Linked DNA regions of Homo sapiens: region 1 is linked to region 2. A link is a loop called in an ENCODE intact Hi-C map of the cell type or tissue named here. Cell type or tissue: GM12878. All regions are shown on one strand. Each heading gives the region's core, and the rest is flanking DNA. Links, peaks and the distances in the headings are about the cores only. Region 1 has its middle 67 kb from the start of MIR8071-2. Region 2 has its middle 9.7 kb from the start of LINC00226.

Region 1 (15,702 bases), core at 2,863-10,862, 570 kb before region 2:
CCTTGGCAGGCAGTGGGTACAGGGCGTGTCCTCCTCCATCCCCATCTGTCTGGTCCCCAGCCACACGCTGAGCCTGGGTCCCCGACTCCCCCCCGACCCGGCAGCTCAGGCCCAAGTCCCTGTCCCCTCCCCACATCCCCTCACAGCAGGTGCTTCAGAGGGGCCCTGGAACGTGACCAGTGTGGGGGAGGTGCTGCGGGGACTGGGGACCACACACGGCACCCGGCCCAGTGCCAGGGGGAGGCGGGTCAGGGCCCAGGTCTCCGAGGCCCAGGCTGTGCGTGTTGGAAGCCCCATTGTTGATGGAGTCAGATGCCCACATCCTCATCCCCGCCTGGGGCCCCTTCTCCAGGAGCCCTGGGTTCAGTCAGAGCCCAGCCAAGGTCCCCTCCCTGGCCAGAGGCCTCACTGGCTCGGTCACCCTCACCTCACTGCCCCCACCTCCTCACCCCTGCCAGCCTGGCCACTCTGGGCTGCTCCTGGCCTCCTTCCCACAAACACGGACCCACAGGTTCTCTAGGCCCTCCAGGACCTTCGCCCACTCCACGGCCCCTGCCCCTGTCCTGTTGACCTCCCAGCGTCCATCCCTGTCCTCGGGCTGCACCCTGCTGGCTCTCCTGTTCTCTGACCATCCCCCACTGTCCAGTCCCTCCTGGGAGACCTGAGGCTGTCCTGGGCTTCAGCCCCCAGGGCTGGGGTCGCAGTGCGCAGGGTCCTGGGACCTCCTGCTCCCGCCTCTCCCATGTTGTTACCCACCCCAGCCCGATGTTCCGGGTCCTGTGTGGATCTGCAGGTTTCCTGGAGGCTCAGAGTCCTGCCCCGGCCAGCACAGACGGGGAACAGGGCGAGGGCTGGGTGGTGGCCCAGTGACCTCGGGGGCCAGGCCTTGTAGGTGCAGGTGGGCCCGTGCTGCCGTGCCCCCCACCCACAGACAGGCCCCGACTCTGGCCCAGCGCCCGCTCGGCCGCTCCCAGCTGCAGGCTGAGGTCTCCCCATTTGCTCCTGGGCCATGTGTGTTTGGGTGTGAGTGTGGGTATGGATGTGACAGTGACTTAGTGTGTGGCTGTGAGCGTGGGTATGTTTCTGTGTGTTTGTGTGTGAATGTTGTATAATAGTCGTGGTGTGTGTTTGTGAGAGTGACTGTGTGAGAGGGGCTTGCAGCTGAGTTCCTGGGCCCATCTTGCTGCCTCTTTCTCTCCCTGTGTGTTCTCTGCCTCTGTTGTGTTCTCTCTGCATGTCTGTCTCCATGTCTCTTTTTCCCTGTTCCCATCTCCTCTCTTTTTCTCCCATCTCTGTCTCCGTTTCTTCTTATCTCTCTCATCTCATCTCTCTCTCTTTCTGTCTCTTGTAACTCTGTCTCTGTCACTGGCCTCGCCTCTGTCCCTCCCTGTCCCTGTCTCTTATCTCTCTCCATCCCCATCTCTCTCTCTGTGTCTGTCTTTGTCTCTCCTTTCCTGTCTCTCTTGTCTCTCCCCATCCCTGTCTCTCTCTCTCTCTATGTCTCTGTGTCTCTTGTCTCTCCCCTCAGATAGACCATGGTTGACCCTGGCTGACCTCTGCCTAACCCTGGACCTGGAAAGCCCTAGCTGACCCTGGGCTGGTTGGGGCTGGGCCTACCTGTGGCTGCAGCCCCTCGCTCAGGCCCCAGGCACACCTGGCCAGGTCTCGGTTTTGGGGCATGTTTCTCAGAACAGCAGTTCTCTGGCTGGAACACCTGACCTGGGCTGTGTTCACAATGACTCAGCCACCCCACAGGGCTATTTTGGGTATTTCTGCAGGTCTATTCAAGAGGCTTCAGGAGAGAGAGAAAAGCAAGAGAATACAAACGGCATGGCCTCCCCTCACCTTCCTGTCCCCACTCCTGTACTGTACCCCCTCCCCAGTGCTAAGTCGAGACCTGGCGACCCCTTAGGGGCTGGGGCTGGGTGTAGCTCACAGGGCCTGGGCTGGTCTTCTCGCCACCAAGTCCTCCTGGGGCCTACACACCCCTCTGAGCCTGGAAAAATGGAGCAAGTCATTGGGGTCATTTCTTCATCTACCAGTGAGTACATGCACTGAGAGGGTCTCGGCTCCCCTGGAGGCCTCCCTCCACCACTGCAGGTCACTTACTCATGAGGGCCAAGGCTCAGAAATCAGACAGGACTCAGTGTCTAGTCAGACTGATACATGCTCAGAAAAGGAATCAGATTTCAAAATGAATATGCATAATTAAAGAACCAGAGATCAGTGATCAGGAACAGGGATCCGCGGTCTGGTCCAGGGCTCAGTGGTCAGGAACAGGGCCCAGTGATCAGGATCAGGGCTCAGTAATCAGGACCAGGGCCCAGTGATCAAGACCAGGGCCCAGTGATCTGGTCCAGGGCTCAGTGATTTGGTCCAGGGCTCAGTGATCAGGAACAGGGGTCATTGACTGGGTCCAGGGCTCAGTAATCAGGACCAGGGCTCAGTGATCAGGAATAGGGGTTAGTGATCAGGAACAGGGCTCAGTGATCAGGTCCAGGGCTCAGCAATCGGGAACAAGGGTCAGTGATCAGGTCCAGGGGCCAGTGATCAGGACCAGGGGCCAGTGATCTGGTCCAGGGCTCAGTGATTAGGAACAGAGGTCAGTGGTCAGGATCAGAGCTCAGTTACCAGAAATAGGGCCCAACGATCAGGATCAGGGCTCAGTGATAAATACTAGGGTTCAGTGATCAAAAGGAGGTCTGAGTGATTAGAATCAGGGCCCAGTGATCAGGACCAGGACTGGATGATCAGCACCAGGACTCAGAAGTCAAGAGCAGAGCCCATTGATCAGGACCAGGAGTCAGGGACCAGAACCAGGGGCCATTGGTCAGAACCAGAGCCCAGTGATTAGGAACAAGACCCAGTGATGAGGGCCAGGGCTCAGTGATCAGGACCAAGATTCAGGGATAAGAACAGGACCCAGTGATCAGGACCAGGACCCAGTGATCAGGACCAGGGCTCAGTGATTGACTATTGACTAGGACCAGAGCTCAGTTATTGACTGTTGACTGGGACAAGGGCTCAGTGGTCAGGACCAGAGCATAGTTAGCAGGACCAGGGCCCAGTGATCAGGGCCAGGGCTCATTGATCCAGAACATGGCCCAGTGATCAGGATCAAGACTCAGCGATCCAGACCAGGACTGAGTTAGGACCAGAGCCTAGTGATCCAGATCAGGGCTCAGTGATCACGACCAGGGCCCACTGATGAGGACTGGAATTGAGTGATCAAGTCTAGGACTCAGGGATCAGGACCAAGACTCAGTAATCAGGACCAGAGTTCAGGGGTAAGGACCAGAACACAGCATGACCAGGGCCCAGTGATCAGGAGCAAAGCCCTTTGATCAGGGCCAGGGTTCATTGATCAGGAGCAGGGTTCAGTGATTAGGATCAGGGCCCAGTGCCCAGTGCCCAGTGACTAGCATCAGGATCTAATAATCAGGACCAGAGCTGAGTGATCAGGACCAGGGCTGAGTGATCTGGACCAGGACTGAGTGATCAGGACCAGGGCTGGGTGATCAGGACCAGGGCTGAGTGATGAGGACTAGGATGGAGTGATCAGGACCAGGGCTGTGTGATCTGGACCAGGACTGAGTGATCAGGACCAGGGCTGGGTGATCAGGACCAGGGCTGAGTGATGAGGACCAGGGCTGAGTGATGAGGTCCAGGGCTGAGTGATGAGGACCAGGGCTGAGTGACCAGGACCAGGGCTGAGTGACGAGGTCCAGGGCTAAGTGAGGAGGTCCAGGGCTGAGTGATGAGGTCCAGGGCTGAGTGAGGAGGTCCAGGGCTGAGTGATGAGGTCCAGGGCTGAGTGATGAGGACCAGGGCTGAGTGACGAGGTCCAGGGCTGAGTGACGAGGTCCAGGGCTGAGTGACGAGGTCCAGGGCTGAGTGACCAGGACCAGGGCTGAGTGATGAGGTCCAGGGCTGAGTGAGGAGGTCCAGGGCTGAGTGATGAGGACCAGGGCTGAGTGATGAGGTCCAGGGCTGAGTGATGAGGACCAGGGCTGAGTGAGGAGGTCCAGGGCTGAGTGAGGAGGTCCAGGGCTGAGTGAGGAGGTCCAGGGCTCAGTGACGAGGACCAGGGCTGAGTGACCAGGACCGGGGCTGAGTGATGAGGACCAGGGCTGAGTGATGAGGTCCAGGGCCAAAAACAGGAGTAGGACTCAGTGATCAGGACTAAGGCTCAGTGATCAAGGCTAGAATTAAGTGATCAGGAACAGGGACCAAGTAGTAGGACCAGAGCTCAGTGATCGGTAAACGGGCCCACTGGTCAGGACCAGGGCCCTGTGATCAGGATGAGGACCCAGTGAGGAGGACCAGGGCTGTCTAGGTTATGAGGAACAGGGATCCCATGTAGTTCTTAGGAGCAGGCTTCTTTGCCATGGTCTCTGGTGAATCCAGCATTCATCCTTGGGCCTCAGCCTCATTCAAGATCAGGTCATTTCTTGATTTTGGGACCAGGGGTACCCTCTGTCCATGCCCACCATGACCACCATGACACCCAGGGGGACTTTGAAGCAGGCGTTCTCCAGTCTAAAGCCACCACCCTTTCCCTGACCCCCGTCTCCTCATTCAGAGTCTGTGAACATTTTCCTTGGGGCCACTTTATTGCACCTGGAAGGCATGTGAGTAAGGGCGGGTCGGTGATGTCTGAAAGGGCTGAGTTCTGGCAAGCATAGCTGGCTTCTCCAAGAGGTTCCTCCACACTTCCTCCCTGCAAAGACAGAGGGGTCACAGCCTGAAGGAGCAGCATCCTTGCCAACGCCCTCTGTCTCAGCCCTGGCCTGGCTCATGGGAGCCTGGACGGAATCCTCGTTACTGCACTGGAGGGAAGCTCAGCCCTGACCCTGGGCCTGCGCGTGTCCTCAGTGTCTGTGAAGGGCCCCCCAGGAGAGCACGTCCCCCCACAGTGGGAGCAGGTGGTGCTCTCCTCTTAGCCAAGCACTGCAGCCCACCTCATCTACTGTGGGCTCATCCCCCTCCTGGGCTCCCACCTGTGCCTTGCCGGCTCCTGCTCAGTACTGGGGGCCCTCCCTGTTGCCAGATGGGCCCCGGACGCTGGTCACGGTCAGTGCTGTGCTATAGAACAGGCTCAGCAGGAAGAGGGTGAGGAAGGTGATGGTGGTGGGCCACAGGTTGGCGCCGGGGGTCTCCTCCTCCAGGGTCTCCTGCGGCAAGTCCAGCACCACATAGGGAGGCGGCATCTGCCAATCTGCAACACAGCAAGAGCCTGCCAGGCCCAGACTCGTGTGAACAGCGGCTATGCTTCCTTGGGGTCTGGGGACAGTGGGGTCTGGGTCCCCATCTAAGGCCTGAGACTCCCCCAGGGAGGATGAGGAGGCAGAGTCCCAGGTGAGGGGCTGGGACCTTCTGTCTTTGACATTCTTAGGGCACTTCAGGGAGAGACTTGGCAGGGCAGAAAGTGGACACCATCTGCTTCTCCAAGGGAAGCTTGAGCCCGAGGTACCCTCCCGCCCCTCCCACCCCACCCCGTCTCAGTCCCAGCCACGTATTCAGTGACTGGGTCCCGGGGCCAGAGAGGACCAGACACACCCACCCTCAAGGAGATCTGGGTCCAAGACAGAGACCTGGGTCTGACACTCAGTGTGCCAAAGGTTGAATGGGCAAGACCAGAGGCCTCTGTTGCCTTCCCAGGGAATGTGGCTGAGGGGTTACAAGCGAGGGCCAGGTGAGGGCCACCAGCACGGGCATCCTCATTTTCCTCAGGGTCTCAGGGCATAGACCTCCCATGTACAGCTGTACCTGCTTGTCATATGCTGATACATCCAGTCATTCACCTGTCTTTCTATCCTTCCATCCATCTATCCATCCATCCATCTATAAAGCTATTATCCGTATATCCACCCCTCCATCAGTAACACTCCTACCCACTCACCCAACCATTCATCCTCCATTCATCTATTAATGTAAGGCTATCACTTAAATATCCACCCATATATCTATAAAGCTATTTTCCATCCATTCATCCTTCTTCCATCTATCCATCCATCCATTCACCCATCCATCTATAAAGCTATTTTCCATCTCTTCATTCATCCATTCATAAAGCAATTCTCCATCCAATTATCTTCCATACACCTATCCTCCATAGATCTACCCACCCACCCACCCCAGTATCCTCAATCCTCCGTCAGTCCACCCATCCTCCATTCACCCCTCCATCTATCTTCCATCCTCCATCCACCCTTCCATCCTCCATCCGCCTACCCATCCATCCATCATCCATCCATCCATCCATCCATCATCCATCAGTCCATCCACCCATCCATCCATCCATCTTCCATCCTTCATTCATCCACTCATCCATCCTCCATCCACCCGTCCTTCATCCATCCATCATATATCCATCTGTCCATCCTCCATCCAGCCATTTACCCACCCATCCATCCTCCGTCTACCAATCCTCCATCCACCCATCCATTCATTATATGTCCTAGGATCTACCCATGTGTCTGCCTGATCTCTGTCTGCTGGTTCAGCCCCTCATCTGTTGATTCTCCCTCTTTCCCCCTCTCTTTAAAAGCCCCTCCCCTGGGCCAGGTCCTGGGTCCCATGGGCTGGAGGGCTTCTCTGTGGCAGGGCTTCCCCGAGTGACCTGTTGCTCTCAATTACCCTCTGGTGACTGGACCCTCAGGGGTGACAGTGGCCTCCACCTCACCTTGGCCCTGAGAGCAGAGGGAGGCAGCCAGAAGGCGGGGGGCCCTGGGGAGGCCCGGAAGATGTCTAAGGCACGAGCAGGGGCCCCACTGCCCCCTTGTGGGAGTCTGGGTGCCAGGTGTCCCCACAGTGGTTGTGGGACTGTTCTTACACTCCTGGGAGCCCCAGGCAGAAGCCAGAGGCATGCAGAGGGCCCTGGGCAGGCCCTGTCTCACTGGCCTGCTTCTGATGCCACCCCACGTGGCCCCTCCCTGTCTATGCTTTGGGTCCTAGTTGGGCTTAGGAAGGGATGGGAGACTTGGCCAGGCAGGGAGCAGGGGCTGCCTGGGAGGGGTCTGTGGAGTTGGTGCCTGATCTGTGCACAGTGGAAACACAGGGAAGCCAGAGGGGCCTAGGGGAGCAGGCTGAGCTTGGGGGCTTGGGAGGGGACTCCCCTGGCTTTTCTGGAACTGGGTCTGGGCTGTGAACGTTCCGCTCCTGCAGGGCTCAGGCGTATATGTGAGTGTGAGTGTGCACCTGTGCCCACGTGCCCCGTACAGAGCAGTGTGGTTAAGGGGAGGTGCCCCTTCCTGCATGCGTCAGTGGGACGTCCTGAGGCCCACCCACTAGGGTGGTGGGGCCCTCCTGGAGCTTGTCCTCCCAGTGGGGCCCTGGAGTCCAGCCCCTCACTCCCTCGCCGCTCCTGCCACTACCTGCGCCTTTCTTGGCTAGCCTGCTCCTTTTACCCTCCCTATTCCCTCCCAGCTACAGCCAGAGGCGGCTCTCTCAGGGACAAACGGCCATGCCACTGCTCACTCAGAACTGTCCGGGGCATGTGCATCTCTCAGAACCCATCCTGGGCTGTGCCTGCCTTGGCAGACCTAAGATCTCACACCAGCGAGGCCTCCTGCACCACACACTCTCACACTCACAACTCACACTCACACCAGGGTGGAAAGGCTCAGGGGGGTGCCAGGGGCCCCCCGAGGCTGAGGGCAGGGGGTATTCTTCCCTGTCCATGCCCTGGCCCTTTCCCAAGTGCTGAGACCCTGAGGATGGACAGACAGGCGCCGGATGGAAGCGTGGGGCTGCTTGGGGGAGCATGGAGTTTATTCAGGGGTGGGGACAGGCGGGCGGCTCAGTAGCAGGTGCCGTCCACCTCCGCCATGACAACAGACACATTGACATGGGTGGGTTTACCCGCCAAGCGGTCGATGGTCTTCTGTGTGAAGGCCAGCGGCAGGGCCTCGTGGCCCACCATGCAGGAGAAGGTGTCCCCCTTCTTCCAGTCCTCGGCTGCCACGCGCAGTATGCTGGTCACAGCGAAGGTGGTGGTGCCCTGGCTGGGCTCCTGCCGGGATGCCCAAGTCAGGTACTTCTCGCGGGGCAGCTCCTGTGACCCCTGCAGCCAGCGAACCAGCACATCCTTGGGGCTGAAGCCGCGTGCCAGGCACGTCAGCGTCACCAGCTCGTTCAGGGCCAGCTCCTCCGACGGCGGCGGCAGCAGGTGGACCTCGGGCCGGAATGTGTTTCCTGGAGGGTAGAGAGCCAGGTCAGGGGGCTGGGCAGGGGATGAGAGAGCCCCTCTGCTCTGGTGGGCACCCTGGGCTGTGTCCTGGCCCCTCAGCCTGCCTCAGTTTCCCTCTGTACTTGGCATGAGCACTGGAGCCCAGGATTGGGAGGGAGGAGGCAGGCCAGGAATATGCTTTGCAAACCAGAGCACTGAGCAGGGCCCCGAGCAGGGTCTGGACCCACCGGATTTTGAGAGGGTGGCGGTTAGCGGGGTCTTGGACTCGGGGTAGGCAGCAGTGCAAGTGAAGGTCTTCCCATGGTTCCATGGCTCGGCACAGCCCGGCAGGACACTGGACACGCTGTAGCAGCCACAGAGGTCACGCTCAGGTGGTCCTTGAACAGCGCTCTTCCCACTTGAGGGCGTCCAGGTGAAGGTGACACCTGAGGCATCTCTCAGGCCGGTCAGTGTGCACGTGAGGTTCGCTTCTGAACCTAAGAGCAGGTCCTCGAGGGCCGGTCGGTGCAGTGACAGTCGGGGGTGGCAGCATGAGGGAGATGGGGTAGGTGGAGTTGAGGGAGATGGGGTAGGTGGAGTTGAGGGAACTGGAGTGGAGAGATGGCCTGAGCTGGTCAGCACATACTTCCCCATGCCCCCGCCTCGCCCCTCCTGGCCTGTCCACCACCACCTCCTGGGGCTCGGCCCGCGGTCCACTCTGGTGTGAGTGAAGGGGCGGCTCCCTGTGGGGAACACGGGTGCAGGCGCAGTGTCAGGGCACGACGGGGTGGCCCCGCCCCACTCCCCAGCCTGCCCTCTGACCTGGGCAGGGCACAGTCACATCCTGGCTGGGATTCGTGTAGTGCTTCACGTGGCATGTCACGGACTTGCCGGCTAGGCACTGTGTGGCCGGCAGGGTCAGCTGGCTGCTCGTGGTGTACAGGTCCCCGGAGGCATCCTGGCTGGGTGGGAAGTTTCTGGCGGTCACGCCCTGTCCGCTTTCGCTCCAGGTCACACTGAGTGGCTCCTGGGGGAAGAAGCCCTGGACCAGGCAGGCGATGACCACGTTCCCATCTGGCTGGGTGCTGCAGAGGCTCAGCGGGAAGACCTTGGGGCTGGTCGGGGATGCTGGAACACAGAATGCACTGTGAGGACGCGGCCCTCTCCTCTATACTGCCTCTCCTCTATACTGGAGGAACCCAGCACAGAGAGGCCTGGTGACAGCCCCATGGTCACACAGCTCCTGCACCACAGGCCTGCAGTTGGACCCTGCTGTCTGATCCCAGCAACATGGTTTCTGAACATGCTCCTTAGATAGGGTCTCTGATTCAGGCCATCCCAGACACAAGTTGTATTAAACAGGGCTCTGCCATGGAGTGGCTGAGTCCCCTGAGCTCCCTGACCGCAGCCCCTGCTCTGGGTGGGGGACATGTCTTGCTCTATCCCCTGCCCCTAGAGAGGATTTTGGTGGGGGCTCTTAGGAGAGGGTCTGGGCTCTGAGTGCTGTGTGCATGGGGTAGGGGTGGAGTGGCTTGGCTGTGACCCCATCCCCCTGTCCCTGGTCAGAGTCTCAGTCCAACACCCACCACTCCATGAGCCCCACCCCAGGCCCAAACAAGCCACAGTGGACCCCTGTGGCCTATGAGGTCTCGGGACTAGAGGCCAACAGGCTAAGCCATGTCCCTGCCAGGCCCTCCAGGACAGGGCCTGCTATACAGGGGAGCTCTGGGCCCAGCCCACTCCAAATTTCCTTCAGGCAGTGGGCAAGAGAGAAGACAGAATCATGGTGCAACAGAGCTGCGTGGCCCTCAGAACCCCTAAGAACACAGCTGGGCTCAGGGCTCTGCAGGTGGAATCACACTCAACCCACGGCCTCTTTCCCACATTAGCAGCCACCTCAGCCCATCCCGCCCAGCCCAGCCCAGGCCAGTCCAGCTCAGTCCAGCCCAGCCCAGCTCAGCCCAGGCCAGTCCAGCTCAGTCCCGCCCAGTCCAGCCCAAGTCATCCTAGCCCATCCCATCCCAGCCCAGGTCAGCCCAGCTTAGTCCAGCTCAGCCCAGGTCAACCCAGCCCAGGCCAGCTCAGTACAGCTCAGCCCAGCCCAGGCCAGCTTAGTACAGCTCAGCCCAGCCCAGCTCAGCCTGGCCCAGGCCAGCTCAGTACAGCTCAGCTCAGCTCAGCCCAGCCCAGCCCAGCCCAGCCCAGTCCAGCCCAGTCCAGCCCAGTTCAGCTCAGCCCAACCCAGCTCAGCTCCGCCCAGCCTAGCTTAGCCTAGCCCAGCTCAACACAGCTCAGTCCATGTCAACCAAACCCAGCTCAGCTCAGCCTAGCTCAGCCCAGCTCAGCCCACCCCAGCTCAGCCTAGCTCAGCCCACCCCAGCTCAGCCCAGCTCAGCCCAGTCTAGCTCAGTTCGGCCCAGCCCAGTCCAGCTCAGCTCAGCCCAGCCCAGCTCAGTCCACCTAAGCTCACCCAGCTCAGCTCAGTCTAGCTCAGCTCAGTCCAGCTCAGCCCAGCCTAGTCCAGCCCAGCCCAGCACAGGTCAGCCCAGCTTAGCTTAGCCCAGGTCAGTCCAGCTCAGCTCAGTCCACTTAAGCTCACCCAGGTCAGCTCCGTCCAGCTCAGCCCAGCCTAGCCCAGCTTAGCCCAGCCCAGCCCAACACAGGTCAGCCCAGCTCAGCCTAGCCCAGCCCAGCTCAGCACAGGTCAGACCAGCTCAGTACAGCTCAGGTCAGCCCAGACCAGTCCAACCCAGCCCAGCGCAGTCCAACCCAGCCCAGCTCAGCTCATCCAAGCCTAGCTCAGCTCAGCCCAGCCCAGGTCAGCCTAGCCCAGCCGAACCCAGCTCAGCCCAGGTCAACCCAATTCAGCTCAGCTCAGCCCAGGTCAACCCAACCAAGCTCAGCTCAGCCTAGCCCAGTCCAGCTCAGCCCAGCTCAGCTCAGCCCAGTCCAGCTCAATCCACCTAAGCTCACCCAGCTCAGCCCAGTCTGGCTCAGCTTAGGTCAGCCCAGCCCAGCCTAGCCCAGATCAGTCCAGCTTAGCCCAGCCCAGGTCAGCCCAGCCCAGGTCAGCCCAGCTCAGCTCAGCCCAGCCCAGCTCAGCCCAGCCCAGCCCAGCCCAGCTCAGCGCAGCCCAGCCTAGCTCACCCCAGCCAGGTCCAGCTTAGCCCAGCTCAGCCCAGCCCAACTCAGCTCAGCCCAGCTCAGCCCAACTCAGCTCAGCCCAGCTCAGCCCAACTCAGCCCAGCCCAGTTCAGCCCAACCCAGCCCAGCCCAGTCCAGCTTAGCCCAGCTCAGCCCAGCCCAGCCCAGCCCAGTCTAGCTCAGCCCAACCCAGCCCAGCCCAGCTCACCCCAGCCCAGCTCAGCTCAGCTCAGCTCAACCCAGGGCAGCCCAGCTCGTCCAAGCCCAGCCCAGCCCAGCCCAGCCTAGCCCAGCCCAGCTCAGGCCAGCCCAGCTCAGCTCAGCTCAGCTCAGCTCAACCCAGGCCAGCCCAGCTCGTCCCAGCCCAGCCCAGCCCAGCCCGTCCCAGCCCAGCCCAGCCCAGCCCAGCCCAGCCCATCCCATCCCGGCCCAGCCCGGCCCAGCCCAACCCGGCCCAGCCCAGCCCAGCCTAGCTCACCCCAGCCTGGTCTAGCTCAACCCAGCTCAGCTCAGCCCACCCTAGCTCAGCTCAGCCCAGCCCAGCTCATCCCAGCCCAGCCCAGCCCAGCTCGTCCCAGCCCAGCCCAGCCCAGCTTGTCCCAGCCCAGCCCAGCACAGCTCAGCCCAGCCCAGCCCAGCCCAGCACAGCTCAGCCCAGCCCAGCCCAGCCCAGCCCAGCCTGGCCTAGCTCACCCGAGCCTGGTCTAGCTCAGCCCAGCTCAGCTCAGCCCAGCTCAGACCCGCTCAGCCCGGCCCGGCCCGGCTCGGCCCGGCCCAGTCCGGCCCGGCCCGGCCCAATCCGGCCCGGCCCAGCTCAGCCCGGCCCAGTCCAGCTCAGCCCAGCTCAGCTCAGCCCAGTCTAGCTCAGCCCAACCCAGCCCAGCCCAGCCCAGCCCAGCCCAGCCCAGCCCAGCTCATCCCAGCCCAGCCCAGCTCAGCTCAGCTCAGCCCAGCCCAGCTCAGCCCAGCTCAGCCCAGCCCAGCCCAGCTCATCCCAGCCCAGTCCAGCTCATCCCAGCCCAGTCCAGCCCAGCTCAGCTCAGCCCAGCCCAGCTCAGCTCAGCCCAGCCCAGCTCAGCACAGCACAGCCCAGTCCAGCTTAGCCCAGCTCAGCCCAGCACAGCTCAGCCCAGTCCAGCTTAGCCCAGCTCAGCCCAGCCCAGCCCAGCCCAGCTCAGCCAAGTCTAGCTCAGCCCAGCCCAGTCCAGCTCAGCCCAGCCCAGTCCAGCTTAGCCCAGCCCAGCTCAGCCCAGCTCAGCCCAGCCCAGCCCAGCCCAGCCCAGCTCAGCCCAGCTCAGCTCAGCTCAGCTCAACCCAGCCCAGCCCAGCTCGTCCAAGCCCAGCCCAGCCCAGCTCAGCCCAGCCCAGTCCAGCTCAGCCCAGACTAGCTCAGCCCAGCCTAGCTCAGCCCAGCTCAGCCCAGCCCAGTCCAGCTCAGCCCAGCCCAGTCCAGCTCAGCCCAGCCCAGTCCAGCTCAGCCCAGACTAGCTCAGCCCAGCCCAGCTCAGCCCAGCCTAGCTCAGCCCAGCTCAGCCCAGACCAGTTCAGCTCAGCCCAGTTCAGCCTAGCCTTGCTCAGCCCAGCCCAGCCCAGGGCAGCTCAGGGCAGCCCACATGGACGTGTATCAGCTGGCTCCACGTCATCTTCTTTGCCCTCTGGCTCGGCTCAGCCTAGGCCTCAGCTCAGCCATGAAACCTGTTCACCTTGTATCCCAGGAAGGGCCGGGTCATCCCTGGTTAGGCCTGGCCAGCCTGGCTCAGCCCCCAGTGCCCAGATCCTTCCTGCCTGGTTAGGAAGCCCTGCCCTGTGGTTCCGGAGTCCCTGTGGTGACCTCTTTTGTCCTTCCCTCTTGTCTTGGTGCCTGTTCTCCACCTTTTGCTTCCAGAAGGGGCCAGGACCAGCCTGGCTGGACTCCTCAATGTGCAGAGGAGGAGACGGAGGCCTGGAGACCTCCAAGACCCACCTGGTCAGGCTGCTGGAGGGCCCGCAGTGCTGAGTGGGCGGCCTCCGGCGTGCAGGCCCTCATGGCAGGTCCACCCTCACGGGCGTCTGGCTGCCTGCCAAGAGGGCTGCTGTGGGGAGGGAGCCCTGGCCCGGCCCAGGCCCTGCCTTGATGGCCGTCTGTCCTTAGCAGAGCCCTGCTCTGCCTCGCTGGCTGTGTCCACAGATGTGGCTGGATGCTGAGGGGCTGGAGGGGAGGGCCTGCATGCCCGTACGTCTGGCCTACAGACAGGGTCACTCGCCCACTTCCTGCCCCAGCAGACACGGCCGCGCGGCTCCACGTCATGTCTGGCCTGTGGTCTGGCTGTGGTGGGGCCAGGTGTGTGTGGCCAGGGCTCTGTGACCCCACCGGCCGTGGAGCCTCATGGCTCCACATGGCTCCACAGGGCGGGGTGGGGGCCACGATGCAGGGAAACAGGAACAGACACAGTTAGAGGCTCAGAGACCCCGAGACAGAGATGGCAAAGGGGAGACACAGGGCCAGAGAGGGTCCCCGACCACCCGCAGGGGAAGGGTGCCTGTGAGTGGACTCCCGTTGAGGGGGCCTTGGGGCCACAGGGCGGGCATCAGGCTGGGGAGAGTGAGTCTTGCGCTGCTGGGTTGGAGCCACTCCGGCCTGGCCTCCCTCGGTCTGCCCCATGGGCCGCTGGGGGCCCCAGACTGCAGCCCAGGGTGGGGGCATGGGGGCACCCCGTCTCCTAGCCTGCAGCCCTGCGGGTCAGGGTGGCCAAGGTGCCTGCTCTACCCTGTCCAGCGCTGCCCAGGTGGCACTCCTACTGTGGGTCACCAGAGAGCTGGCCGTTGCGTTGGAGAGATCCCGCCAGCGATGCTGGCCCTGGAGTCGGGGGAGGCCAGCTATGTCTGGGGGCTCGGGTGGCACCGGCAATGGGAGGCCAGAGGCGCTTCACAGAGGAGCTGCTGCAGCGGAGTCCTGGAAAGCGTGGGCGTGAATGGAAGATGCCCTGGCCATGGGGCCGGGCCACCCCGGCGGAGGCTGTCGGGTGAAATCCAGGGAGTGACAGTGAGGCCGGATCAGGGCAGGTGGGGTCAGAGGAGGAGGGAGGTAGCCTGGGGCTGCCCCAGGGTCCTGGGAAGACACACCTGGCGGTTCAGGGAAGCTCTGGAGCTTTTGTTATGAACCTTGGGATGCCCCCGGCCCTCGCCAGGGGGACGTGGCTGCTGCATCTTAGTCATTTCTGGCTGCAATAACAAAAATACCATAGACTGGTGGGTTCAGCAGCAACATTCATTTCTCACGGTTCTCGAAGCTGGAAGTTCAAGGTCAGGATGGCAGCAGGGTCAAGTTCCAGGAAGGGTCGATTCCTGGTTCACAGACCCCCATCTTTTCACTGCGTCCTCACGTGGTGGAAAGAGGGCAGGGCTGCTCTCTGGGGTCCCTTTTCTTTAGGGTCTCTAGTGAGATTAGGGACCGAATCACATTTTTGAGGGTTCCCCCTCAGGCCCTAACCACCTCCCTGAGGCCCCAGCTCTGCATGCTCTCACTCTGGGATGACGGCTGTCACACAGGAGTTTCGGGCAGACACAGACCCTCAGACCATAGCACCACCCCTGTCTGCCTCTGCCTCTCCCCATCCCTGTGTCTCCTCGTCTGTCTCCAGCTAGGACACTTGTCCTTGGACCTAGCCCCCTCGATAATCCAGGGTGTCCTTCACCTTGAAATCCTTGACAATCCAGGGCGCCCTCACCTTGAAATCCTTGACAATCCAGGGTGCCCTCACCTCGAAATCCTTGACAATCCAGGGTTCCCTCACCTCGAAATCCTTGACAATCCAGGGTGCCCTCACCTCGAAATCCTTGACAATCCAGGGTGCCCTCACCTCGAAATCCTTGACAATCCAGGGTTCCCTCACCTCGAAATCCTTGACAATCCAGGGTTCCCTCACCTCGAAATCCTTGACAATCCAGGGTGCCCTCACCTCGAAATCCTTGACAATCCAGGGTGCCCTCACCTCGAAATCCTTGACAATCCAGGGTTCCCTCATCTCGAAATCCTTGACAATCCAGGTTTCCCTCACCTCGAAATCCTTGACAATCCAGGTTTCCCTCACCTCGAAATCCTTGACAATCCAGGGTGCCCTCACCTCGAAATCCTTGACAATCCAGGGTTCCTTCACCTCGAAATCCTTGACAATCCAGGGTTCCCTCACCTCGAAATCCTTGACAATCCAGGGTGCCCTCACCTCGAAATCCTTGACAATCCAGGGTGCCCTCACCTCGAAATCCTTGACAATCCAGGGTTCCCTCATCTCGAAATCCTTGACAATCCAGGTTTCCCTCACCTCGAAATCCTTGACAATCCAGGTTTCCCTCACCTCGAAATCCTTGACAATCCAGGGTGCCCTCACCTCGAAATCCTTGACAATCCA
Region 2 (14,728 bases), core at 2,191-10,190:
GTTATAGTATAATCAAGAGACCTTACATCTTGTGAAATTCAGTGACTTGCAGGAACAAACAGGAAGAGAATATGACCTTATCTGGGGGAGAGGCCAGCAAATGTCACATAAGCTAATACAAAATTAAATTAGATATATTCATTGGATTGTTTAAAATTTAGTATTATAAAGAAGTTATTGTTTAAATTCTCAGCGGACATACAACTGAGAGATTCCTATTGCTATTGAAAACTTTTCTCCCAGGATTGAGGACACATCAGAAAAATCTCCAACCTCTTCCTCCCGAGACGGTTCTGTGTGGGGAAGTGGAACAGCAGCTGTGGCTGAAATGCATCCAGACCCAGCTCCCTCACCACCACTACATGACCAAAGAATTAACATGCAGGGGCAAAGCCACTGACAGCTCTGTGTTACAGGCACTGGAGGAACTCGTAGAAACTGGGGTAGAAGAAAGAAAAGCTCCAAAGCTCTGTCCATTCTTTCAGGAATAACAGCCTCATCTCCCACCTCCTCTCTCTTCCCTCAGGAATAACAGACTCATCTGCTGGGAAGGGCAGAAAAGAGGAAGCTGAAGACATCAGTGGGAAGACATAGTGGCTGCTGGGAGAAGATTGGGGAAAGAACAAGGAGACCCTCTACCCAGGAATGGGAGGAAGATGCATGGATCAGCATCACACCTGCAGGAAGGGCAGGGATACTTGGAAGGACACACCCTGAGCCAGGACTGCCATGTCTGCCTGCAGTATGGCTCCCTCAGAAGGACAGAGAGTGCCCGTTCAGTGCGACCCTTCCCACCATATTGACAATCATCAGGTCCATGTGGCTCTGGCCTGACCTAGGGGAGATGAAAGACAGAGTCTGTCTGGAGAGCACAAGACTAAGGCCCAAAGCCAAGCAGGAAACAAAATTAAGGTGTCATTGGAGTAATCTGAGTGACTGGTGGCTGCAGAGGAAACCCACTGCAATTCAGGCAGCCACTGCGACAATTACTTGCAAATGTAGCCCTGACTAGTTTCACACAATTTTCTACGATAAAGGCCAAGAAAATATAGGGTGTGATCATCTACAATAAAATGCAAAAATCATAAAGCAAGTAATTAGCTGATATAATGAATCTGATAGAAGTATCTGCAGAAGATAAATTTTGAAATAACTTGCTTAAATACTTTGAAACATTTACACTTGATCCCATTGTTAGTCTATGCATAACTTCATAAGAATTTTCCAACATGTGTTATAACTAATACTAATATTACTAATACTATATTAATATAATGCTTTTAACAAAAACCACAGAGTAGGTTCTGTTAGAACTACTGATGAAAAAGCAACCTTGCAAAATATTTAGAGAGATTTATTCTGAGGCGAATGTGAGGACCATGAACTGTGAACAGCCCCAGAAGATCTTGAGAACATGTGCCCAAAGTGGCTTGATGGTAGCTTAAATTTAGTGTACTAGAGAGACAGTCACCAAACAATACATGTGAGATATATGTTGATTTGGTCCATAAAGACAAAACAGCTAGAAGTGAGGCAGTGTGGGGCGGGGATTACAACTTACAGTGAGTTCGAATATTTTCTGATTGACAATTGATTGAAAGATTTAAGCTTTTTTCTAAAGACCTGAAACCGGTAGAAAAATGTTTCTAGGTTAAGATAACAGGTTTTGGAGAACAAGATTCTTACTATGTAGATGAAGTCTCTTATGTGACCACCTTTAGAGGCAATAGCTGGGAAATGTTTTCTCCTAAGACCTTTAAAAGAAGCTAGACCCTCAGCTAATCTCCTCGGTATAAGAAAAAGACCTGGAAAGGGAAGGAGATTCTCTACAGAATGTAAATCTCTCTCACAAAAGATAACTGTGCCTGGCTATTTTAAAATATGTCAAAGGAATATATTTTAGGGTAAAAGCCTTTGATTCCTTTCAATGCCTGCTCTCTGTCCTGTGATGATATTCTCGAGTAAGGTTAGAATTTGGTATCTTACTGCTACAAATAATCTGTTTTCTGAGCCTTAAGCTCTGTTTTCATAAAAATGCTGGTTAGTTGTGCTTGAATTCCAAAGGGAGGAGGGTATAATGAGGCATTTCTGATCCTCTATTTCTAACACGGCCGGAGCTAGGTTTAAAAGTGTCTCTGGAACTCCTTGGTCAAGAGGAAGGGTCCATCTGGTCAGGTAGATGCTTAGAATTCTACTTTTAGTTTCTAGGACAGATACGAGACTTATCTTAGTCAGGGGTATCAGAAAATACTTACTGAGGTAATCACAGTGAAGTTGAGACTTGAAAGATGGTCCCAGATTCCTCCCTGCAAACCTTTTCTCGTGACATGAGAAGAAGAAAACTTACAAGACACAAATATTACTATTTCTTCTATGTTCAAAATCGTCACCCATTAAGAAAATATTTAAACTAGGGAGACTTATCTTTAGAAACAAGCAGCCTAGTTGATTTCTAAAGTCCTTTACAAACCCACAGATTCTGATTAGTTTACAGATCATGCAGCACATCCCATCTAATGGGAATCTGCAATTAGCTGGATTCCACTGCATTGGTGTTTTTTAATGTTTGATTTATATAGATACACAATATTTCAAAATATTTAGGTGGTACAACTGATATTTTGATAAAAGCATTTTATGTGCAGTGATCAAATCTGGATAACTAGGATATCCTTCATCTCTATCACTGATTATTTCTTAGTGTTATGAACATTCCAAATCTTATCTTGTAGCTATTCTGAAATATACAATAAATTATTAACTGTAGTTTTCTATGTGCCATTTCGGCATTCCCACCAGCAAGGGGTGAAAGTTCCTGTTTTTCAACTTCCTCATCACCATCTGATATTGTCTACCTTGTAATTTTTACCCATTCTCATAGTTTAGTAGAACTTTTTAAATATTAAACATAAGTACACCTAATGAAAATCAAGTTGATCACTTTTTATGTTTGTTTTTTGGATATGGTTTCTATTCGGGTCTCTGCCCATTTTAAAATTAAATTCTGTGGTTTTGTTGTTCAATTGTAAGTTAATTTGTATATTTGTGATAAAAAACCTTTTCCAAATATTGGATTTGCAAGGAAATCCTCCAAATCTATAGCTTTTCACTCTCATGTAAGGGCTTATTTTCAAAGGCATAGGTTAGTTTATCCGTATACGAAAAGATGATAATTGTAATTCTAAATTCTAAGAATTATTAGAATAATAATGTTGGTTAAATTAATCCCAGTATCTGGTGCTTCACAACTTTTGGTATAACGCCAGTGAGAAAAATTTGTAGAGTATTCTGTGAAGACCAGAAATCAGAAGGTGATAAAGGGACAATTATATTTGAATAATCTGGAGATAGGAAGTGTATTTGGTATTCTTCTCCTTCTATTTCTCTATGAAGATGAAATGGAAAAATGACGTCTCCATGTGAAATGGGACACAAAGTTTTTAAGATGATTCTGAAGGAAAGTTGCTAACACAATCTCTCAGGTGATGTTCCAACACAGGCTGTGGAGGGGATGGTGGCCGCCAGTGGTTGCTGTCAGCCACAGGGTTGGTTGGTGTGGCCATTATTTTGTCCATGAGAGACAGTAGGCTATAATTTACTACATGCAGGTGCATTTCTTAATCTCAGATAAGGGGAGAACATGAGAACACAGAAGACGGGAAATTTGAAGATCTCACTACATCAACCACATTCCACTCAGGAGAACTTCTCACTGAGAGACCGGGGGATACGCAGGGAGTGGAGAGGAGTTTGGGGGATACTATCCATGAAAGAACCAATCCAAGCTCGTCGACCTCCCCATGGAAGGAGAGGTTAAATGTTTGTTCACAGAGAATGGTGGCTTATGTCAGGGTTCCCACAGGATCCAGAAATAGTTTCTAATAACAAACATCATACTATATTTAGAATTGATTTATTTTTTATAATTTATTTTGCCCCTCTAGTCAGCGCCACAGAAGAATGTTCTCAGAATCCTTCCTGATCCTCTGTGAGTTCCTGGTGCAGCTCCTGGAGGAAAAGGCTGTGTGGGAGGGAGCCCTCCTCATGTGAAGCCCTGAGGCAGTCCTGTCACCTCACCCACCACTGCCCTTCAGTCACTTCCTGAACACTTATGAGTTAACCTTCCTGAAACGTGGCATTTGGCAGTGCTTTCCCAGGTAATAAAATACTTCCGTTCTGTTTATCCTTGCAGGCCCCTGTCCGTTTCTGGAGCACGGGTTGCAGCTGAGTGTGTGGTAGTGGATAATCAGTGGGAGGAGGTTTGTGTGCATCTTGTCATCTTCCAGAGTGCACCCCTCATGGGGTTGACACTGACAAGCACGCAGATGGGCTTGCTCAGCTGGAAGATGACAGGCATTTTTGTAACCTTTGACCCCAGGAAGGCTCTCCCACTGCAAGACCAATCAGGCTTAAGCCTCTGGCTAAAGTGCAGCCAGCAAAGGGTACAGTGCCCAACCCTGAGAGCTCCTTCCAGGTGCCAAACCACTTTGTAAAGGAAGCTTTTTTCCTGCATGGATCCCATGGATGTGTCTGCATTTTCTGCACAAAGGGCTTTATCCAGAAACACCCCCCAAGAGCTTACAATGTTTTGAATCCAACTGTAGGGCATTATTCACGAAGGCCCTCATGACCAAAGTCTCCACTTCTCATTAAAGGACATTAATTATGGGATTCACCAGAAGCTGCTGGCTTTCCAAGGTACAGACCTGCCTCTACACCAGTGTCCCCAACCATTTTGGCACCAGGGAACAGTTTGGTAGAAGAGAATTTTTCCATGGATGATGGCGGCGGGTGGTTTTGGGATGAACTTGTTCCCCCTGCAATCGTCAGGCATTAGATTCTCATAGGGAGCGCTCAGTCTAGGCCCCTTGTATGTGCAGGTCACAATAGAATTCGATGAATGCAGCAAACCAACATAGCACATGTATACCTATGTAACAAACCTGTACGTTATGCACATGTACCCTAGAATTAAAGTATATATATAAAAAAAGTGAATTCGGCTTGTAGGAGAATCTAATGCACAGCTGATCCGACAGGAGACAGAGCTCAGGCAGCGATGCTGGCTCGCCCCCACTCATCTCCAGCTGTGTGGCCCGGTTCCTAACGCACTGCACACCTTAACGGATCCACAGCACGGGGACTGGGGACCCCCGCTGTAAACACTGGGAAACCTTACCATTGGGGAAGAGGCATATAAAACCAGGAGAAAGAGGAGCTCCATGTAAATGTACATTTTATGGATCCTTGAGGAAAGAGTGCAAAGAGGAATGGTCCCACCCACTTTCCTTCTACCTGGCATCATTCCCAGTAACCCACTTGAAGAATCCACTTGAACCTGGGGTGCTTCAAGATAGTTGAGGCTTGTTATACCAGGGACCACCAGAAAAGGAAACAACCAATGTGTCTGTGGAGATTCATCCTCTGTAACCGATTTATGACACTGGTGCAGGGTGTTGATAGCAGAGAAGGCTGAGCGTCGGGGGGCAGGAGTGCATGGGAACTCTGTTTCTTCTACTCAAACTTGTTGTGATCCTAAAACTCCTTTAAAATAAATTCAGTGTAAAAGGAAGGGCAAAGACATTTTGGAAGAAATTTCGGCCACTTCTTGGAAATTATATTTAGTCTTACCATGAGATCAAGCAATCCTGTTTCTAATGATTTATAGATCCAATTATAAAATGTATGTCCCCACAAAGCCCCCATGGGAATGTTTGCATCAGCTTGATTGATGGCTGCCTTTCCCACTCTGTGAGTGTTACTTATAGGGTGACAGTTGAAAATACTATTTCCTACATAATGACAGTGTACACATCTTTCCATTGCTGTTTTACTCAATTACTCAACCCATTTTCTAAACAGATTTAAACTTCATAAATCCTGTCATCTCCTCAGCCTCAGCACAGCTGCCTCATTCCTCAGGGTTTCTGACGCTCTCAGGATGTGGGTTTTCACACTGTGTCTGTTGCACAGTAATACACGGCCGTGTCCTCAGATCTCAGGCTGCTCAGCTCCATGTAGGCTGTGTCTGTAGATGTGTCCTCGGTCATGGTGACTCTGCCCTGGAACTTCTGTGCGTAGATTGTTTCACCATCTTCAGGATCAAAACCTCCCATCCACTCAAGCCCTTTTCCAGGAGCCTGTCGCACCCAGTGCATGGATAATTCAGTGAGGGTGTATCCGGAAACCTTGCAGGAGACCTTCACTGAGGCCCCAGGCTTCTTCACCTCAGCCCCAGACTGTACCAGCTGGACCTGGGCGTGGGTGCCTGTGGAGAGGACAGAGGAGTGGATGAGACACCACTTAACTGGACCCAGTCCCCTCATCAGCCCTGGAACTAAGGATTCTCTTGCCTGTAGCTGCTGCCACCAAGAAGAGGATCCTCCAGGTGCAGTCCATGGTGAGGTGCTGCGCTCTGGGGGCTTCTGTAGGGGAGGGATGTGGCTGTTGTGTGATGGTCTCTGGGCAAGGAAAGATCTGTATTTACCTCGGTAGACAGCAGTGCATTTGCATATTCATGAGGCAGGTTTTTCATAGCTCAGGCCACGCCACCCTGAGGAAGAAGATAGGTGACATGTGGACCACGCCACAGTGGGATGCTGAGCTCCCTGCCCTGAACTTTGTTTAATATTTGTCCTCTGACATGCCCAGAAGTCCATGAAGACAGAACTCCTCTCACAGAAACCCAGAATCTCACAGGACATGGTCCTCAATGTGATTCCCTGTTCATATGGCTCACTGTCTACCTGAACTTTTCCTGAGCCTTGCCCTCTGCACATCTAACTTCTGGGATGAGTGTGTCTCCGGACAGTAACACCCATTGAATTAATAAAACCACCCCTCAATTCCTAACTAGAAATACATTTGAAAGACCTAGACATTTCTCCTTTTAAATCCGGTTTGCATTAAATTATTGGGTTAGGTATAGGCTGCGTATACAATAAAATACTTACAGGCACATCAGTACTTGCTAAATTCTTATTTAAATGTTAGGTCATTATTGCTTTGAAATAAGGAACATTCAATTCCTGAGAGAAAACCCTGCCCCAGCCTCCTGTGCACCTGCCCCAGGGCTGGGTCCTGTGCTGGGTGCTCCCTGAGCGCCCCCTGCCGCTCAGCTCCTGCCCTGCAGGGAAGTTCCTGTCTGGGAACTTTTTCCTCCTGTCAGAGAACTTTTTCCTCCCAGAATCTCAAGCTCAGTAGGAAGGGGCTGTGCCCTGGCTCAGAATGCTCTTTCAGTGACAGAAATTGTTTCCCCCACCACCTCTTACAATAGAAAATAGGCCTTAGAAAACCCAACATAATCTACAGGGAGACCTCAGCACGGCAAGCAAGGAATCATAAAAGCCATCAGGGAGCCCCTTCCCTGGAGCTCCGGATCCACTGATACGGTCCAGACACATGGCGAGTCCAGGAACTGATGGGACTTTGGGGAAGGCTCTTTTTTTTAGGATTCTGTGGTTGAAGATTTTATCGATTATAACTTTACCCACAGACCCTATGTCTCAAAGCTCACCACCACACACACTCACAGTGGCATATTTGCATAGTAACTGGCCTCGAATTTGCCCTCCTTCTTAGTGTCTTGCCAGTGAAAAGTGCTTCCAACACTGATCCTAGTCCTGGTTATGTTTGTTGTGGTTTTGCTTTTTCCAAACAGCTAAAGCGAGCTAGGTACTAATGGAGATTTGGAAAGTGCCTTCATGTTCTCTTTGCCAGTTCTCACCTGCGCACCCTGCAGATGCCCCATGAGAGGTAAATCTAATTTCAGTGAGGGAGAGGATGTGACCTTGTTCCTGAAGCTGTTGGTCTAAGAGGTTTTAAGTCACTTTACTGTCCTTGACTTTTTCTCTCCCACTGCCTTTGGTTTCCCTAAATTCTAGTCCTTAGATGGAGTCTGTGCCTTTCCACACTTTTCTCTTTAATCCAGATTAATCATATTGGTGGTGAGGTGATGTGGTGGGTAGGGGAGCAGTATATGTTCTGGAAATTGAATTCCAATGATTTCTTGCTATTCTTTCTCTAGGCTGTACCATTTACAAGGAGTATTCAGTGGTACAGCTGATTTTCCTCCGTCCTCCACTCCCCCTCCTGGCTGCAGCATCCACAGATTATTTTCTTGAATCTGACCCCAGATGTTTTATTAATTATACTCCTTTTCATGACTCAGGAAGGCTAAGATGAAGCTGTCTGGGATGGAAAAGAATCCCTTCCCCTCACAGAATAAAGATCTTGAAAAGTATTTTTTCCCTATAGGGTCTGTCTGGAGGAAGTTCTGGGCATACTTATCAGAGTATAGTTCTCCTGATGACAGAGCCATGAGGGAATCTGTTTGGATTCTCATCTTGAGAACCCAGAAGTTTCTGGAGGGAAATTCCATCAGAGTGGGGTGTGCAGCCCCCAGGACTTCTTACCCTACCCTATCCACACTTGTCTTCCAGGCATTTATGGAATTGCCATATAACTCTTCCCAACAGCTTGTGCTTTCAACGGAAGAATCACCCAGTTTATAAATTTAGAAAGGAGACTTTATTTCTCAGAAAGGGTTGAAGCTGCAGGACGGCCATCTTAACAGGCTGGGAAGGAAAGCCTCCCACAGAGACTGTGAGCAGGCACTTTAAGAGAGGGAAAGATGAGAAACAAATTTGTGCAAATGGATTGGCCGAGTGTACACACTCAGCAGGCTATAGAAGGAGCTATGGATATTCACATGGCGTGGAGGCTCTCATGTCTAATAAGCAAACACACATGATACATGCATTTCAGCTTTGCTTTGGGGTGAGGACTTAAGAACTAAATGAATTACAGCTGGGTCCTGCATATCAAAAGGGCTTTGTGCAGGGGCAGAAAGACACACAGTGCACAGCCTCTGGAAATTGGCCAGGACAAGTCCATGGTCAGTGGTCTCTTCACAGGAGAAAGTTACTGAAATCAGTCTCTTGGCCAATCAAAGCTCTCTTTATGGCTGTGGATCATTCTTGCCAACATTTCTTATCTTTTGTCTTGCTGATAATAGCCATTTTAAGTGGTGTGAGGTGATATGTCATTGTGCTTTTGATTCGAATTCCTCTGACAATTAGTCATCTTGAGGACATTTTTATGCTCTGTTTTTCATGCATGTGTCTTCTGAAAAAAATCTATTCAGGTTTTTGCTCTTTTTATGAGGTCATTTGATATTTGCTATTGAGTTGTATGGATTATTTATACATTTTGATAGAACTTCTTGTCAGATATATAATTGCATGTAGTTTTTTGCTGGGCTTGCTTTTGGGATTAACTTCAAATAAATCATTTCTGAATCAATGACATGAATTATTTTTCCATGTTGTCTATGAGTTTATGGTTTCATGTTATGTTTATTTTTGTTGATTTTTGTATATGGTGTTAGAGAAGGTCTAATTTTATTTATTTTGCATATGGATGTCCAGTTTTTACATCATTTGTTGGGAGACTGTCCTTCCTTCATTGTGTGTCCTTGGGATACAAAATCAGGAAGATACATAATTAAAAAAGAAAACATCAGATGAATATTCTTGGTGAACATAGACCTAAAATTTCTCAACAAAATACTAACAAATAGAATCCAGAAGCACTTTAAAATGTGATACGTCATGATCAAGTAGGCTTTACCCCTGGAAGGCAAGTTTCATTCAACATCCACAATTCAGTAACTGTGATTCTCCATGTAAGCAAAATAAAAGCAAAAAACATATGATTTTCTCAATACATGCTGAGAAAGCTTTTGATGAGATCCAACATTCACTCATAAAAACTCTCAAAAGACTAGGCATCAAAAAATACCTCAAAATAGCCTGGTGCGGGGGCTCACGCCTCTAATCCCAGCACTTTGGGAGGCTGAGGCGGGCGGATCACGAGGTCAGGAGATGGAGACCATCCTGGCTAACGCAGTGAAACCCTGTCTCTACTAAAAATACAAAAAATTAGCTGGGCGTGATGGCGCATGCCCGTAACCATAATCCTAGCTACATGGGAGGCTGAGGCAGGAGAATCGCTTGACCCCGAAAGGCAGAGGTCGCAGTGAGCCGAGATCATGCCATTGGACTCCAGCCTAGGCGACAGAGCGAGACTCCGTCTCAAAAAAAAAAAAAAAAAAACTCAAAATAATAACAGCCATCTATGACAAAACCACACTCAACATTATACTGAGTGAGCAAAAGCTCAAACCCCTTGAGAACTGAAATAAGACAAGGATGCCCTCTCTCACCACTCCTATTGAGCATACTACTGGAAATCCTAGTCAGAGCAACCAGGCAATAGAAAAAATAAAACGGAGCTGATATGGTTTGTATTTGCATCCCCACCCAAATTTCATGTCAAATTGTTATTCCCAGTGTTGGAGGTGGGGACTGGTGAGAGATGATTAGATCATGGGGATGCTTCACCCTCTTTTGTGCTGTTCCCATGACAGAGCCCTCAGGAGATGTGGTTTCCAAGTACTTGGCACCTACCTCCTCTCTCTTCCTGCTCCAGCCATGTAAGACATGATGCTTCCCTTTCTGTCATGACTGTTGGGTTCCTGAGGCCTCCCCAGCCATGCTTCCTGTACAGCCTGCAGAACCATGAGACAATCAAAAATCTTTATAAATTATGCAGTCTCAGGTGTTTCTTTATAGTGTGCAAATAGACTAATACAACATCTAAATGGGAAAAGAAGTAGATATATCTGTCCAAACTGATGATATAATTCTATACATAGAAAATTCTAAAGACTCTGCCAAAATAATTCTAAAATAGATAAACAACTTTGGTAGAGTCTCAGGATACAAACTTAATGTACAAGAATCACTAACATTTCTATACCCAACTATGTCCAAGCTGAGAGTGAAATCAAGAACACAGTCCTATCCCACTTACAATATTCACACACACACAAATGAAATGCCTGGAAATACAGGTAACAAACAAGGTGAAAGATCTCTACAAGGAGAACTACAAAACACAGCATAAATAAATAAATAAATCATACATGACACAAATAAATGGGAAAACATTTCATGCTTATGGATTAGAAGAAGGAATATTGTAAAAATTATCACACTGTCTAAAGCAATTTAGAGATTCAGTACTATTTACATAAAACTATCAACATCATTGATCACAGAATTAGAAAAAATAATCTATTCTAAAATTTGTATGGAACCAAAAAAGACCCTGAATAGCCAAAGCAATGCTAAGCAAAAAGAAGAACGCCAGAGGCATCATGATACCCAACTTTAAGCTACACCATAATGACATGGTAACAAAAACAGCTTGGTACTGGTACAAGAGCAGATATGCAGAAGAAACGGAACAAAATAGGAAACAGAAATAAAGCTGCACACCTAAACCGTCTGATACTTCATAAGGCTGACAAAAACAAACAATGTGGAAAAAATACTCTGTGTTCAGTAAATGGTGCTGGGATAACTGGATTCTGGCAGATATGCAGAATGCAAGAGTGAAGGAGGCTGGGCAGTTTCTACCTAGATTTCAGAAGATGTGTAGAGAACCCTATGTGCCCAGGAGGAAGCTTGCTACAGGACTGGATCCACCACAAACAACCTCTACGAAGGCAGTACCAAAGATGGGGAAAGATGGGGTTGGAACCCCATTCAGAGTCCCCACTAGGGCACTTCACAGTGGAGCTACAGAAATGCAGCCACAACCCTCAAGATCCCAGAATGGTAGATCCAAAGGCAGCTTGTACTCCCAACCTGGAACTACTTCTGGCACTTGACTCTGGCCTGTGTTATTAGCCCCATGGAATGTGCCCAGCCATAAGGATGAGATGCCTGAGGATTTTGGGACCCACTTTGTCCTGGTGTACCCTGACTAAGAACATAAAGTCAAGATAGATTATTTTGTAGCTTTAAGATTTAATATCTGTCCTGCTAGGCTTTAGGTGTGTGTGGGGCCTTTGGCCAATTTATTCCTTTTGTATTGACAATATTTACCCAATGGCAATATTGCACCTTGGAAGTACATAACTCTTTAAAACATTTTGCCAGCACGCAGCTGGAGGGAAATTGCCTTAAGACCCTGGCGAGACTTTGTAATTTTCAGTTGGAGGTTGATCAAGTTAACACTTTTGGGAACTATTTTTAAAAAAGATGATTTTGCAATCTTACAAGGATTTGAGACCAGGGGACACAAGAGTGAAATGCTACAGTTTAGGTGATTGTCCCTTCCAAATCTCACGGTGAAATGTGATCCAAAATATTTGAGGTGGGTCCTAGTAGGAGTTTTTGGATTGTGGGGAAAAGATCCTTCAGGTATGGCTTGGTATCAACCCCATGGTAATTAGTGAATTATTTCTTTATTAGCTAATTTGAAATCTGATTGTTAAAAACAGTCTAGCGACCCTCCTCCCCTCTTCTGTGCCCCCTCTCACCACAGGACACTGCCTGCTTCCCCTTTGCCTTCCACCATGACCGTAAGCTTCCTGAGGCCCTCACAAGAAGCAGATGCTGGTGCCATGCTTCTCACACAGCCTCCAAAACTGTAAGCCAAATAAGCCTCTTTTCTTTGTAAATCACTTGGCCTCAGGCATTAATTTATAGCAATGCACAGTAGACTAATACACTGTCCAAAGCAAGATACATATTCAATGCAATTTTTATCAAGTAACCAATATAATTGATTACATGTTTTAAAAAAAATCCTTAAATATATATGGAATCAAAAAACAGCCTGAATAGCAAAAGAAATCCCAAGGAAAAAGACCAAAGCTGAAAGCACCACATTCCCTGATTTCAAATTATACTACACAGATACAGTAAGAAAGACAGCATGGTACTGCTACTAAAAACAATAACAATAATAATAATGTAAAAGAATAGACAGCCAAGAAATAAAGACAAGTTTCTACAACCACCTGTTCTTTGACAAAACTGACAAAAATATGCAATGGAGAAACAACCCTCTATTCAGTAAGTGGTGCTGAAAAACTTAGACAGCCACACATAGAAGAATAAAACTAGACTTCTAGTTTTTCACCATAGACAAAAATTAATTGAATATGGATTCAATATTTAAATGTACAAACTGAAGAAAATGTAGGAGAAATTTTTCGGGACATTGGCCTAGGCAAATAAAATATGACTAAGACTTCAAAAGCATGGTGTGGTAGGTTTGGTTATTCATTATATTGAAAAATAAAGCTATCATATGCTCTGGTGATCCCACTTCTTGTCATATATTCAAAAGAAATAAAATTATTATGTCAAACACATGTTCACTGCAAGATTATTTATAATAGTGTAGATTTGTAAAATAATTTAATGACCACAGATTGATGAATGTGTAAAGAAAATGTGTACACAGAAAACTGAATTTTATTAGGCTTTGAAAAGAAGGAAATTCTGACATTTGCAACAACAGGGATGGGGCTAGAGGACATGATGCTTAGTGGAATAAGCCAGATGCAGAAAGACTTAATGATCTCATTTACATGTGGGATCTAAAATATTCAAGCTCTTGAAAGCAGAGAGTAGAATAGTGGGTCCCAGGCCTGTGAGGAGAGGGAAATCAGATGATGTCGGTCGAAGGGTAGAGGTCCAGTTGTGCAGGGTGAATGAGTTCTGCAGATCTAATGTACTGCAATGTTCTTGTATTTAATGCTGTATTGTAAATGTGATTTTTGCTAAACGGGTAGATCGTAGGTGTTCTCATGAGACACACACACATACACACACATGTAGTACATTTTAAAAAAATAAAATGGTAGCTCCATGAGAAAATGGATATACAAATTACTTTGGCCATGATGAGCATTTCACAATGTGTATCTGATGTGGTTTGGATCTGTGTCCTGCCCCAAATCTCATGTTGTATTATAATCCTCAATTGTGAAGGTGGGACCTGGTGGGAGATGACTGGGACATGGGGTGGGTCTTTCATGAATGGTTTAGAACAAACTCCTGGTGCTGTTCTCATGACAGTGTGTGAGTTCTCATAAGATCTAGTTGCCTAACAGTGTGTAGACCTTCCCTGCTTCCTGTGGCTCCTGGTCTGGCCATGTGACGCACCTGCTCCCCTTTGTCTTCTGCCATGATCCTAACTTTCCTGACTCTCCCCAGAAGGAGAAGCCACTACACTTCCTGTACAGCCTGCAGAACCGTGAGCCAATTAAACACACTTTTTTTCTCAAATCCCTCAGTCTCAGGCATTTTTTATAGCACCGTGAGAATGGACTAATACAACATCAAAACGTCAAGTGGGGCACCTTAAACCTATACATTATTAAAATATTTCAATTATACCTCAATAAAACTGAAAAAATTTAAGCTTATAATAAATACATACTTCATATTTTCTCAATAAAAAGAAGACAACATAGGAAAACTTACACTAAGACATTTGTAACAGCTTTGTTTATAATATTCATAAACTGGAAACAAATTTAAAGTCGATTTACAGGAAAATAAATCAAAATACTGTCATTTACTTATTTAACAGACTGACTCAGATATAAAACCTCTCTCCCTCATCTCTCTCTCTCTCTCTCTCTCTCCATATATATGTGAAAACTTTGAGGTTTCATATCAGAGTCAGTCCATTACTTGAATAAATGATAATATGTTGATCTAATTTAATACCTTAAATAGCAGGAAATAACCTCAAAAAATAGCAATGTAGCCCATTACCAAATTAAGGTCTAAAATGTTTGATTGCATTTATATAAAGTTCAAAACAGAAAAAAAATGGATCTATAGTGTCAGAAATCAAA

The links. A loop is a pair of places that touch in the nucleus more often than their neighbours do. Peaks named below come from ENCODE experiments on the same cell type or tissue, not always from the same donor. Only the 100,000 strongest peaks of a DNase experiment are listed, where the experiment ranks them.
Region 1: it touches region 2 in a loop (2.7-fold over the local background); 1 of 110 quality-filtered maps calls a loop at or near these places.

What each region holds. Positions count from the first base shown.
Region 1 is chr14:105,699,367-105,715,068 of GRCh38, forward strand. It overlaps IGH and IGHA1. Among named protein-coding and RNA genes, the nearest start is that of MIR8071-2, 67 kb to the left of the region's middle. RefSeq lists an enhancer at 1,577-1,898. In GM12878, for the core only: a CTCF peak has its summit at 6,791 (motif pointing left); no DNase peak of the experiment used is centred there; H3K4me3 peaks cover 1,010 bases; H3K27ac peaks cover 4,574 bases.
Region 2 is chr14:106,270,585-106,285,312 of GRCh38, forward strand. It overlaps IGH and IGHV1-24. Among named protein-coding and RNA genes, the nearest start is that of LINC00226, 9.7 kb to the right of the region's middle. In GM12878, for the core only: CTCF peaks have their summits at 6,556 and 7,113 (motif pointing left); no DNase peak of the experiment used is centred there; H3K4me3 peaks cover 867 bases; H3K27me3 peaks cover 170 bases.